Regions from separate parts of the Homo sapiens genome. Here region 1 is linked to region 2. Evidence: chromatin loops called from intact Hi-C (ENCODE). Cell type or tissue: heart right ventricle. All regions are shown on one strand. Each heading gives the region's core, and the rest is flanking DNA. Links, peaks and the distances in the headings are about the cores only. Region 1 has its middle 45 kb from the start of LINC02145. Region 2 overlaps TENT4A (terminal nucleotidyltransferase 4A).

Region 1 (5,388 bases), core at 84-5,083, 450 kb before region 2:
TGTAATAATTTCAAACACAGCACTCTTCAGAACAGGGAAGATCAGTGATGAAGAGGGACATTAACAATAAAAGGGTCAATTTTCCAGGAAGACATAATTATAAGCATGAATATATCACACAACAGAGCATCCAAATACATGAGGAAGAAACTGACTGAACCGAAAGGAGAAATAAACAGCTCCACTATTATAGTTAGCCACTGCCAGAATTGACAGTTTAAGCAGGCAGAAAATCAGTAAAGATGCGGACAACCTGAACAGCGCTATCAATCAACTTGATCTAATTGACATTTTTAAAAATATTTCAGCCAGCAGTAACAGAATACACATTCTTCTTAAGCTCACAGGGAACATTTGCCAAGATAGGTTACATTCTGGGCCTTGAAAAACACCTTAAGTTTGAAAAAATAGAAACCCATTTAAAGCATGTTCTCAGACTACAATGGAACTAAATTAGAAATTAATAACAGAAAGATAGCTGAAAAATTCCCAAATATTTGTAAATTAAATAACGTGCTCTTAAATACCCCATAGGTCTAAAATAAATCTCAAAGAAATTTAAAAAGACTTTGAAAACTAAATGAAAATTAAAATACAATGTAGCCAAATTTGTGGAAGTCAGCAAAAGTATCAAAGAACCAAAGAGTTAGTTATTTTAGGGAGGCAAGAAGAAGGATCCTAATGCCCACAAAAGACCACCATCTGGATTCCTCCTGTTCTGTTCAGAATTCTGCCCAAGATCAAATTCACAAAGCCTGACATCTCTATTGGAGATGTGGCAAAAAAGCTGGCTGAGATGTGGAATAACTTAAATGACAGCGAAAGGAGCCTTACCTCACTGCATTAGTCCAGTGTCATGCTGCTACGAAGAAAAACCTGAGACGGGGTAATTTATAAAGGAAGGAGGTTTAATTGACTCACAGTTCCGCATTGCTGGGGAGGCCTCAGGAAACTTACAATCATGGCAGAAGGCAAGGAAAAACAAGCACCTTCTTCACAGGATGGCAAGATGGAGTGAGTGCCAAAAGGGGAAATGCCAGACACCTGTAAAACCATCAGATCTCGTGAGAACTCACTATCACAAGAACAGCAACCGCCCCCATGACCCAATTACCTCCACCTGGTCCCACCCTTGACAGGTGGGGATTATCGGGATTACAATTCCAGGTGAGACTGGGTTGGGGTCACAGAGCCAAACCATATCAATCACCAAGGCAGCAAAGCTGAAGGAGAAGTATGAGAAGGATGTTGCTGACTATAAGTCTAGAAAGTTTGATGGTGCAAAAGGTCCTGCTAAAGTTGCCCAAAAACAAGTGGAAGAGGAAGATGAAGAAGACGAGGAGGAAGTAAAGGAGGAGGATGAATTAAAAAAACTGTTCATCTATTTTAAAAATGCTTTTCTATAATGACTTTGTGTCCTACACCTCTGATAAGTTCAATTAATTTTAGCATTTTTTAATATATTCCTTAGGATTTTCTACTTAATGATCAGGTTGTCTGCAAATAAAAACAACTTTACTTCTTCCCTAAAAAAAAAAAAAAAAAAAAAAAAAAAAAAAAAAAATCACAAAATTGATAAATCTATAGCCAGGATTACCAAAAGTGAGAGAGAGAATATAAATCACAGATATAAAAAATGAGAGAATATTCATTAAATAATGAATCCCTTTGGCATAAGGATAATAAAGGTATACTATGAACAACTCTGTTTCCAAATTTGATAACTTAGATGAAATGAATGAATTTCTTGAGAGACACAAACTACCAAAACTCACACAAGGAGAGAGAGGCAACTTGAATAGGCATGTGTTTATTAAAGAAATTGAATAAATAACTTATAGCCTTCCTAAAAAGAAAGTACTATACCAGATGTTTTCACCAGTAAATTCTAACAAACATTTCAAGAAATAATACTAATTCTTTACAATATCTTCCAAAAAAATAAAAGCAGAGGGAACATTTCCTAACTCAGGTATGAGGCCAGATTACCTTAATACCTAAATCAGATAAAGATGTGAAATGAAAGGAAAACTATAGACTGATATCTCTCATAAATATATATGAAAAACTTCAACAAAATATTAGGAAATCAAATCCATCGAAGTACAAAAAGAATTATACATCCCAACCAAGTGGGATGTATTTAAAACATTCAAGGCTGGTTCAAGACTCAAAAATAAAAAAAAATCAATGTAACCCTCCATATCAACAAGCTAAAGAAAAGAAATAATTTGATCAAATCAATCAACACAGAGAAAGGCATTTAACAAAATCCAACACCCATTTATCATAAAACTCTTAGCAAACTAGAAACAGAGAGGACATCATCAACTTGATAAAAAAGTTATTAAAAGCTGAAAGCTAATATCATATTTAAAGAAAACAGAGTGGAATCTTCCCCCTCAAAATCAGGAACAAGGCAACAATGTCCTCTCTCACCATTCCTATTCAACATTGTGCTAGAAGTTTTACCTGGTGCAATAAAAATAGAAAAAGGAAGAAATGTATATGGATTAGAAAGAAAGAAGTAAAACTGTCTTTAGTCACAGATATAATCTTTTATGTAGAAAAGTCCAATTAAAAACACTTCTGGAACTAATAAATATGTATAACAAGGTCTCAAAAGTCAATTGCTTTCTTTTATACCAGAAATTTAAAAATTAGCATTTGAAATTAGAAAAGAAAATACTGAGATGCTTAATTTTATGTGTCAGCTTGACTGAGCCACAGTGCCCAGATATCTGGTCAAACATTCTAGACTTTCTTGTGAAAGTATTTTTTTGGATTAACATTTAAACGGATAGAATTCGAGTAAAGACAATTACCCTCTATAATGTGGGTGGGCTTCATCCAATCAGATGAAGCATTCAGTAGAACAAAGACTGGCCTTTCTCAAGCAAGAAAAAATTCTGCCAGCAGATGGCCTTTGGAGTCCAACTTCTACTCTTCCCTGGGTCTCCAGCCTGCTGCCTAACCTGCATATTTGCAGTTGCCAAGGCTTCACAATTATATGAGCCAATTTCTTTAAATCTTCCTGTCTCCCCACCCCAAACACACACACACACTCACACACATTGTCTCACACACGCACTCACACACAGAGATGATGATGTTTCTGTTTTTCTGTTTCTCTGGAGAACCCTAATACAAATACCATTTACAATAGCACAAAAAATGAAATGATTAGGTATAACTATAACAAAAATATGTATAGGATATGAATGCAGAAAACTATGAAATGCTGATGAAATCAAAAACTAAATAAATGGACAGATATTCCATGTTCATGGATAGGAAGACAATATTGTCAAGATGTCAGTTCTTTCCAACTTGATCCACAGATTCAAGACAATCCAGACTTTACTGGACTACTTTGTAGGCATCAATAAACTAATTTTAAAGTGTGTATCAAATGGCAAAATAGTTAGATCACACAACACTAAAGAAGGAGTAGGAGAAGAAGAAGGAGGAGGAAGAACAATAAAGCTGAAGGACTCACAGTGCTCTATTTCAAGACTTACTATTAAGCTACAGTAATCAAAACCTAGTGTTGGCAAAAATAAATAAATAGGTCAATGTAACTAAATAGTCCATAAATAGAGCCACACAGATATAGTTAACTGATCTTTGATAAAGGAGCAAAGGCAATTCCATATAGAAAAGACAGTTTTTTTTAACAATTGTGCTAGAAAACTTGGATGTCAATATGAAAATAAAACCCTAGCCCTTACACATGTCACAAAAAATTAACTCAAAATTGACCATATACCTAAATGTAAAACACGAAGCTATAAAACTTCTGGAAGAAATGACGAGAGAAAAAACTATAAGACCTGGCTTTTTTGAGGTGGTTTTATATACAACATGAAATGATAATCCATGAAAGTAAATTGAACTGATAACTTGGAATTTATTAAAATTTAAAACTGCTATGTAAAAGATACTTATGAAAATAAAAATACAAACCACAGAATGGGAGAAACTATTTGCAAAACATATCTGTTAAAAGACTTGTATTCAAAATATACAAAGAAACTTAAAACTCAACAATGAAAAGAGAAATAACCCAACTTTTCTTTTTTAGATTCATGGGGTACACATGCAAGTTTGTTACATAGGTATATTGTATGGTGTTGAGGTTTCGGCTTCTAATGATCCTGTTAGCCAAGTAGCAAACATAATACACAATAGATAGTTTTTCAATCCTGTCCCCCCATTTCCCCTTTTTGGAATCCCCAGTATTTATTGTTCTCATCTTTGTGTCTATGTGTACCCAATGTTTAGCTCCTCTGTAAAAGTGAAAACATGCAATATTTGGTTTTCTGTTTCTGTACTAGTTTGCTTGTGATAATGGCCCCAGCTGCATACATGTTGCTGCAAAAGATATGATTTTATTATTTTCATAGCTATGTAGTATTCCATGGTGTATATGTACCACATTTTCTTTATCCAATCCGCCATTGTTTGGTATCTGTGTTGATTCCATATCTTTGCTATTGTGAATAGTGCTATGATAAACATGCAAGTGCAGGTGTCTTTTTGATGGAACAATTTATTTTTCTTGGGGTATATACTGAGTAATGGAATTGCTGGGTTGAATAATAATTCTAGTTTTACTTCCTTGAGAAATCTCCAAACTGCTTTCCACAGAGGCTGAACGACTTTGTATTCCCACCAACAGTGTGTAAGAGTTCCCGTTTCTCCACAGCCTCATCAACATCTGTTATTTTTTGACTTTTAAGTAATAGCCGTTGTGACTGGTGTGAGATAATATCTCATTGTGCTTTCTATTTGCATCTTCCTGATGATTAGTGATGTTGAACATTTTTTTCATGTTTTTGGCCACTTATATGTCTTTCTCTTTCTCTGAGAAGTGTCTGTTATGTCCTTTGCCCAGTTTTTAAATAGTTTTTTTTTTCTTTTTGATTTGTTCAAGTTTCTTATAAAATCTAGATATTGGTCTTTTGTGAAATGTACATTTTGCAAATATTTTCTCTCATCCCATAGGTCATCTGTTTACTCTGCCGTTAGTTTTTGTTATTGTTGTTTGTTTGTTTTTGCTGTGCAGAAGCTCTTTTGTTTAATTAGGTACCAATTGTCAATTTTGTTTTTGTTGCATTCACTTTTGAGGACTTAGACATAAATTCTTTGCCAAGGCTAATGACCAGAAGGGTATTCCCTAGATTTTCTTCCAGGATTTTTATAGTTTGAGGTTTTGCATTTAAGTCTCTAGTCCATCTTGTGTTAATTTTTGTATATGAAATAACTCAGCTTTTAAAACAGTCAAAAGATTTAGACACTTCACCAATGAAGACTTGCAGATGGAAACTAATCATGTGAATAGGCAACATCATTATTCATTAGGGAAATGCAAATTAAAACAATAAT
Region 2 (5,388 bases), core at 269-5,268:
ATGTTTGGGACTCTGACCATGTGCCTGGTCTTAAACGGGTGGTCATGACCTCCTGTTACAGTAGAGGCCGTGCAGTCCTTAGCAGGGGCAGACGCACCTCCGGGTGGTCGTGACCTCCTGTTGCAGTAGAGGCTGTTGCAATCCTTAGCAGGGGCAAATCCACCCCTGCAATCTGGTCCCATCTTGTTCCATTTTCAAGGGCCTTGCTCTTCAGGTTCCCCCTTCCCCCTTGTCATCTGGTCTGAGGGAGCATGTCCACCCCAAGCGCAACACGAACAGCAGCAGCCAGGCTTTCCCTCCCTCCTGCCATCTCCTGCCGCTCTGCCTTCCTTGCCAGCCTCACTCTGCTCTCCTGCTCCGGAGGCCCCCACTGTCCTCATGGCCTGTGTAGCAAGCACATAAACACTCCAGTGAACGCGCTGGTCTCTTCCTGAGTTCCTTTGTGCCTGTGGACTCGTCATGGTAGGGGTGCACCCCTGCTGAGTCGTAACCCAGGGAGAGCTCCACAGTCTCGATTTTCACAAGCCCCTCAGGAAATTAATTCTTAGCGTCCCCCAACCAAAGTTTGAGACTTAATGACTGAGAGCCTTCAGATGGGCAAGAGGATCGAGGAAACTTTCCTTTCTGTCTTGTGTGATTTGCTATGTGAAATCTCTTTGAAAGTATGGTAATTACTCAGTAAATCTTTTTCTTTTGGAATTTACAGAAATATTCATTGCTGCCTTACTTGATTTTAGTATTGAAACAGTTCCTTCTGCAGAGGGACCTGAATGAAGTTTTTACAGGTGGAATTAGCTCATACAGCCTAATTTTAATGGCCATTAGCTTTCTACAGGTATGTATGCTTTCTTGAGACTGTTTCTGTTGAGACATGTGTAAGAGTAGACTCTTCCAACCAGTTGCCTAGTGGGTTCCAGCAGCCTTTGCTCTCCTTTTACTGTATTGTTTCAATTTGGTAGAGGCTGATTTCTGATTCTTACAATCAAACCCTCTTGATTAATGCACCTTTCTGGATGCTCATTTTGTACTGGGTGTAACTGTTGGTGCAGGGGTGCCCGTCTGGTTCTGTGAGTCCAGTGCACATCAGTCCAAGCTCAGGGAATTCTCTGTATTCAGAAATGTCCATTTCATGGTAAACAATAAACATTTCTTGGTGCTTGTCTGTGATTTATATTGAAAAAAATTTGTCTCAGAATAAAGTTGAGTACCACATATGAGAAAAGGATTTACAAGAGAGCTTTCTCAGACTGATGAAACATCATTATTTTGTCTTAAATTATATGTGGTCCTTATTTTGCTGAGTAACATGGAAAATCTATCAATAGAAAACCTACGTGTTTTAAAAAGTATTGTTAAATGCTGTGATGTATTGATAAACTGTAATTATACTTTTTAAACATATAAAATCATCTCTAATTGGAACAGTAATTATTCCGTTTATATTTTCTTGAGTGAAGAATTCTGTCCTTTACAAAATCTTGCCTATATAATTTAGCCGCACGGCTGTATTTCTCCAGTGTTTACCATTAATTTGGTCTTTGTGATTGTGCTGAGATTACCGAATCTGTCCATGATTTGGTAATGTTCTCACTGTCATGAATGCTATGATAGTAGAATCACTGGGTAACTACCTGTGATGATCGCAGCTTCCTTGGTCTGTCTCTGCCAAGATGCTTTAAAAGTAGTGAAAATGGAATTCCATGTCTGTTTTCTTACAGTTCTAGTCACACTGTCCTGTCTTCACTTTCCCCTCTGAGATGTGGCCCTTATATATAGCCTTTCTTCCATAGTTTTTGGACATTATTTTGAATTAAACATGGGCCTCTGTTCTTTACTGATATACTCCTGACTTGCACTATTTTCATGGCCTTGTAGTAACAACAGCTACTTAATACTTTGATCATGCATGTGCCATGTGCCAGGCCTGGGTCCAGGGCCTCCTCCACCCCCTCAGGGGGTCCTTTCAGTGATCCTGTGACCCCACAGGAGGCCACCACAGCATGAGTGGGATTCCTGTGTTCACTGCCACATCCCTGTGCCTTGTCCAGTGCCCAGAGCTTGTCCTGCCTCAGCGGTGTGACTGTGGCAGCATCTGAGTTTCTTGACTAAGTGAGGGGAGGAGGCCCACCCTGGCACCGGCCAGGCTCTTGGATATGTGATTTTGGCTAAAAGACAAGGAATAAGGAAGGGAATAAAGGTCAGGCCAGAATCGGAATCCTCCTCTTGTGTGGTGGAAATATGCAGAGAACTCCGGAATTCTTCTGAACCCTAAAAACATTTGTATGCTTTCTAGCTGCAGCTCCTCCTGGCACTCTGTGTTATAAATAGTTTCAAGCACCGTGCTTCTCTGAGGGCTTTCTCTCATGTGCCCTCGTCCATCCCTTTCGAGTTGGCACTGTCCGATAGAATTCTGTGATGGTGATGGCCACTTCTGCATGGTCCGGCAAGGGGCAGGGCGCCACATGTGGCTACTGAGTATTGCAGTGTGGCTGGTGAGAGCAACAAGCTGGATTTTTAATTAATTTGTTTTAATTCATTTAAATAGACATGTGGGCAATGCAGGTCTGGACAGCTGAGAATTATGACCCTCAGGAGGTGTGGTGGACAGTGGTTTACTTCCGAACAAGCCCAGTGCCTGCTTTTGAAGACGATATGGCACTGAACTGAGAGTGGTGCTCATCTGTGTGACAAGCAGGATGGAAGCTTGCTATAAATATTGTGATATAATGCTAATGACCTTTACACAGCTAAAATCAATCCTTTCACTTTTCCGGTTTTATGTGATACTGCCATACTAGTCAGTCTAACACTGACCCCTGTTGGTTGTGCTTCAGCATAACGAAATTAGGATGACGAGAATCTGAAATTACATCTACCATCCAGGTGACTAAGTTATGCAGAATATAGTCCAACTTATTTGCCCATATTTGGTTAATCAGATATCTGTGTTTGCAGGAAGTTTGCTGTATGGATTACCAATTTCAAAAATCAAACTACACTAAAATTCAGATGAGTCCGTTGTGTTCCTTTTGAACACTCCTCGTTGAAGAGGCTGCTGTTCAGGCTTCCTCGTGGTGCTGGTGAGTGAGCGAGTGCCACTCACTGGTATTGCCTTGAAGAGGCTGCTGGACAGCAGACTTCGTCGCGTGCTATTTTCTTTAGAACATGCCATGAATCCATACAAATTGTGGGTGCATTGCTTTTACAGTTGCATCCAAGAATTGATGCCCGGAGAGCTGATGAAAACCTTGGAATGCTTCTTGTAGAATTTTTTGAACTCTATGGGAGAAATTTTAATTACTTGAAAACCGGTATTAGAATCAAAGAAGGAGGTGCCTATATCGCCAAAGAGGAGATCATGAAAGCCATGACCAGCGGGTACAGACCGTCGATGCTGTGCATTGAGGACCCCCTGCTGCCAGGTAAGGGCGCCCTGATCTCCACTGCTGAGAGCTGGGCCAGCCTCGGGGACGTGCTGGTGACAGGGCCTGTGTTGGGGCTCTGAGAGCCCCGGGCAGTTCATTTGCTCTTGATGCAGGTTTCTCTTATACTAACCAGTTAATAATCACACTTTGAGAAATCCTTATTTAATGCTTCTAATTAACTTTTGTCTTTCTAACTGTTTACATTCTATAATAAAGAAGAATTAAGGAAAATCTTTTCTTTTTCTGATTATTGAAGTATAACATATCCACCCTAAACCATTTGTTTCTCTGAAGTATGTAATATAGAAAAACCATGGATGCCATAATCCCCTTTTATTTGGACATGTATTTCTCCACTTTTTCCCTATATGGATATTAATGTTTATTATTGTTATCTTGTTGAACACATCCCACAACGCAAACACGTTTGTCACTTGGCTTTTGACTTAACGCTTACCCTTGACCCTTTCCTATGTGTGTAGGTTGTGTTTTGTCGTGAGGATTGCCGCATTGAAGAGTCTAAGGCTGGGCTAGAGGTTTCCCGGTTTTATTCCCATTGGCGTATTCAGGGGTATTTATGTCCTCATTCCTTTGGTGACAGTCTTTTAAAATCTTTGCCAATCTGATAAAACCATGTGTTAACGCTTTTAAATTTATATTTCTTTAATGATTAGTGGGGTTAAACACATTGCTATTTATGAATTCCACAAATTTTGATTGAGCGTCTGTTAGGTGAGATACCATTCTTACTGTTGGTGATAAAATCGTTGGCGGACGGGTGACAGAACAGGTGGTGGAGAGCCCAGCTCCAGGCGCGTGTCCCTGGGCCTTCTCCTCTGTGTGGCTCTGTGTGCTGTCCGCCCGGTTGCTGGCTGCCCTCCTCTGCTGTGTGCAAGGCCTGTGTGTGTCGGGGAAGCCTTTCTTGTCACACATGTCATACTTTTTCCAATTTGTTTTTTGCATTTGTATTTTTTTATTCAGCTCCTATACATTTAAAAAAACACCTCAGATTTAATGGTTGTTTTTGTTTTATGGCTTCTGGGATGTGAGCTTTATTTATTTCCTAAAGATCGTCTCAAGGAAAACACATTGGCTGATGTGTTTTGTTGTTGTTTATAGATGGCATGATTTGTGCAGGCTCTTGAGTGGTTTTCTTGGTAGCACGGTATGGCAGTGTATCATCCATTTTTGTCCGTTGGATGAGTCACATTGGAGACATTGGCATTGTCTTCAAGTGTCTGCTGAAATGTACTCAAAAAACAAAGACCCACATAATCGTTGAGTTATAATATAAATCTAGAAAAGATAAAACTCCAGTACTTAGAACATATATCCTTTAAAAGAAATCCACACTTAACCTGATTGTGAAGAATGAGTTGTTTGTAGATTAAAATTAGAAACAGTGCTTTTCTTATGAAAATTAAGCTTCTCCTGACTGGCTTCCTTGGTGACTGCTGTGACAGATTCCTTTGATTTGCTGTCCCAGTTTTCCACACGTGAGAATTCACATTCCATTCTAAAGGATTTACTTCCTGTAGGTTCCATTAGCGTTGACTGAGTTGTGATGCACTTGGGGTGAGCTGCCCTTCTACCTGCCCTGTTGGGGCACTGTGAGGCCTCCTGATTGTCAGATCAGCGATCACAGTGGGTCGGTGCTGCTGGTCTGCACAATGGTAGTCTTTGGCTTCCTCATGTTTCTGCCACCTGGAGAGGTGGCTTTTTGTGGGCTGTCACTCCGTCTGTGAATGGCAGCCGCCTCCGTGAGGTGGGCCATGAGCACAGGGGCACTGATGATGCAGACCAGTCCTCTCGGCACTCACAGACTGTGCCCTGTGCATGGTGATTGACAGGGCCTTTGCCAGTGCCAAGTGCCACCCGTGCCCATTGTGTTCGCCTGTCTGGGCTTTGCTGGTAGGGTCTGGAAGAGTTTCAGTGGTGAGGGCCTGCTTCAGAGTCACTTGTA

What was found. Hi-C counts contacts between places; a loop is a spot of excess contacts. Peaks named below come from ENCODE experiments on the same cell type or tissue, not always from the same donor. Only the 100,000 strongest peaks of a DNase experiment are listed, where the experiment ranks them.
Region 1: a loop joins it to region 2, with 4 times the contacts of the local background. A loop is called at or near these places in 15 of 110 quality-filtered maps.

The regions. Positions count from the first base shown.
Region 1 is chr5:6,289,259-6,294,646 of GRCh38, forward strand. It overlaps the pseudogene HMGB3P3. Among named protein-coding and RNA genes, the nearest start is that of LINC02145, 45 kb to the right of the region's middle. In heart right ventricle, for the core only: a CTCF peak has its summit at 2,912 (motif pointing right); no DNase peak of the experiment used is centred there.
Region 2 is chr5:6,743,006-6,748,393 of GRCh38, forward strand. It overlaps TENT4A (terminal nucleotidyltransferase 4A), which reads left to right. Exons shown (of 13, transcript NM_006999.6): 6 at 707-835; 7 at 3,209-3,422. Among named protein-coding and RNA genes, the nearest start is that of TENT4A, 32 kb to the left of the region's middle. In heart right ventricle, for the core only: a CTCF peak has its summit at 2,817 (motif pointing left); no DNase peak of the experiment used is centred there; H3K27ac peaks cover 1,228 bases.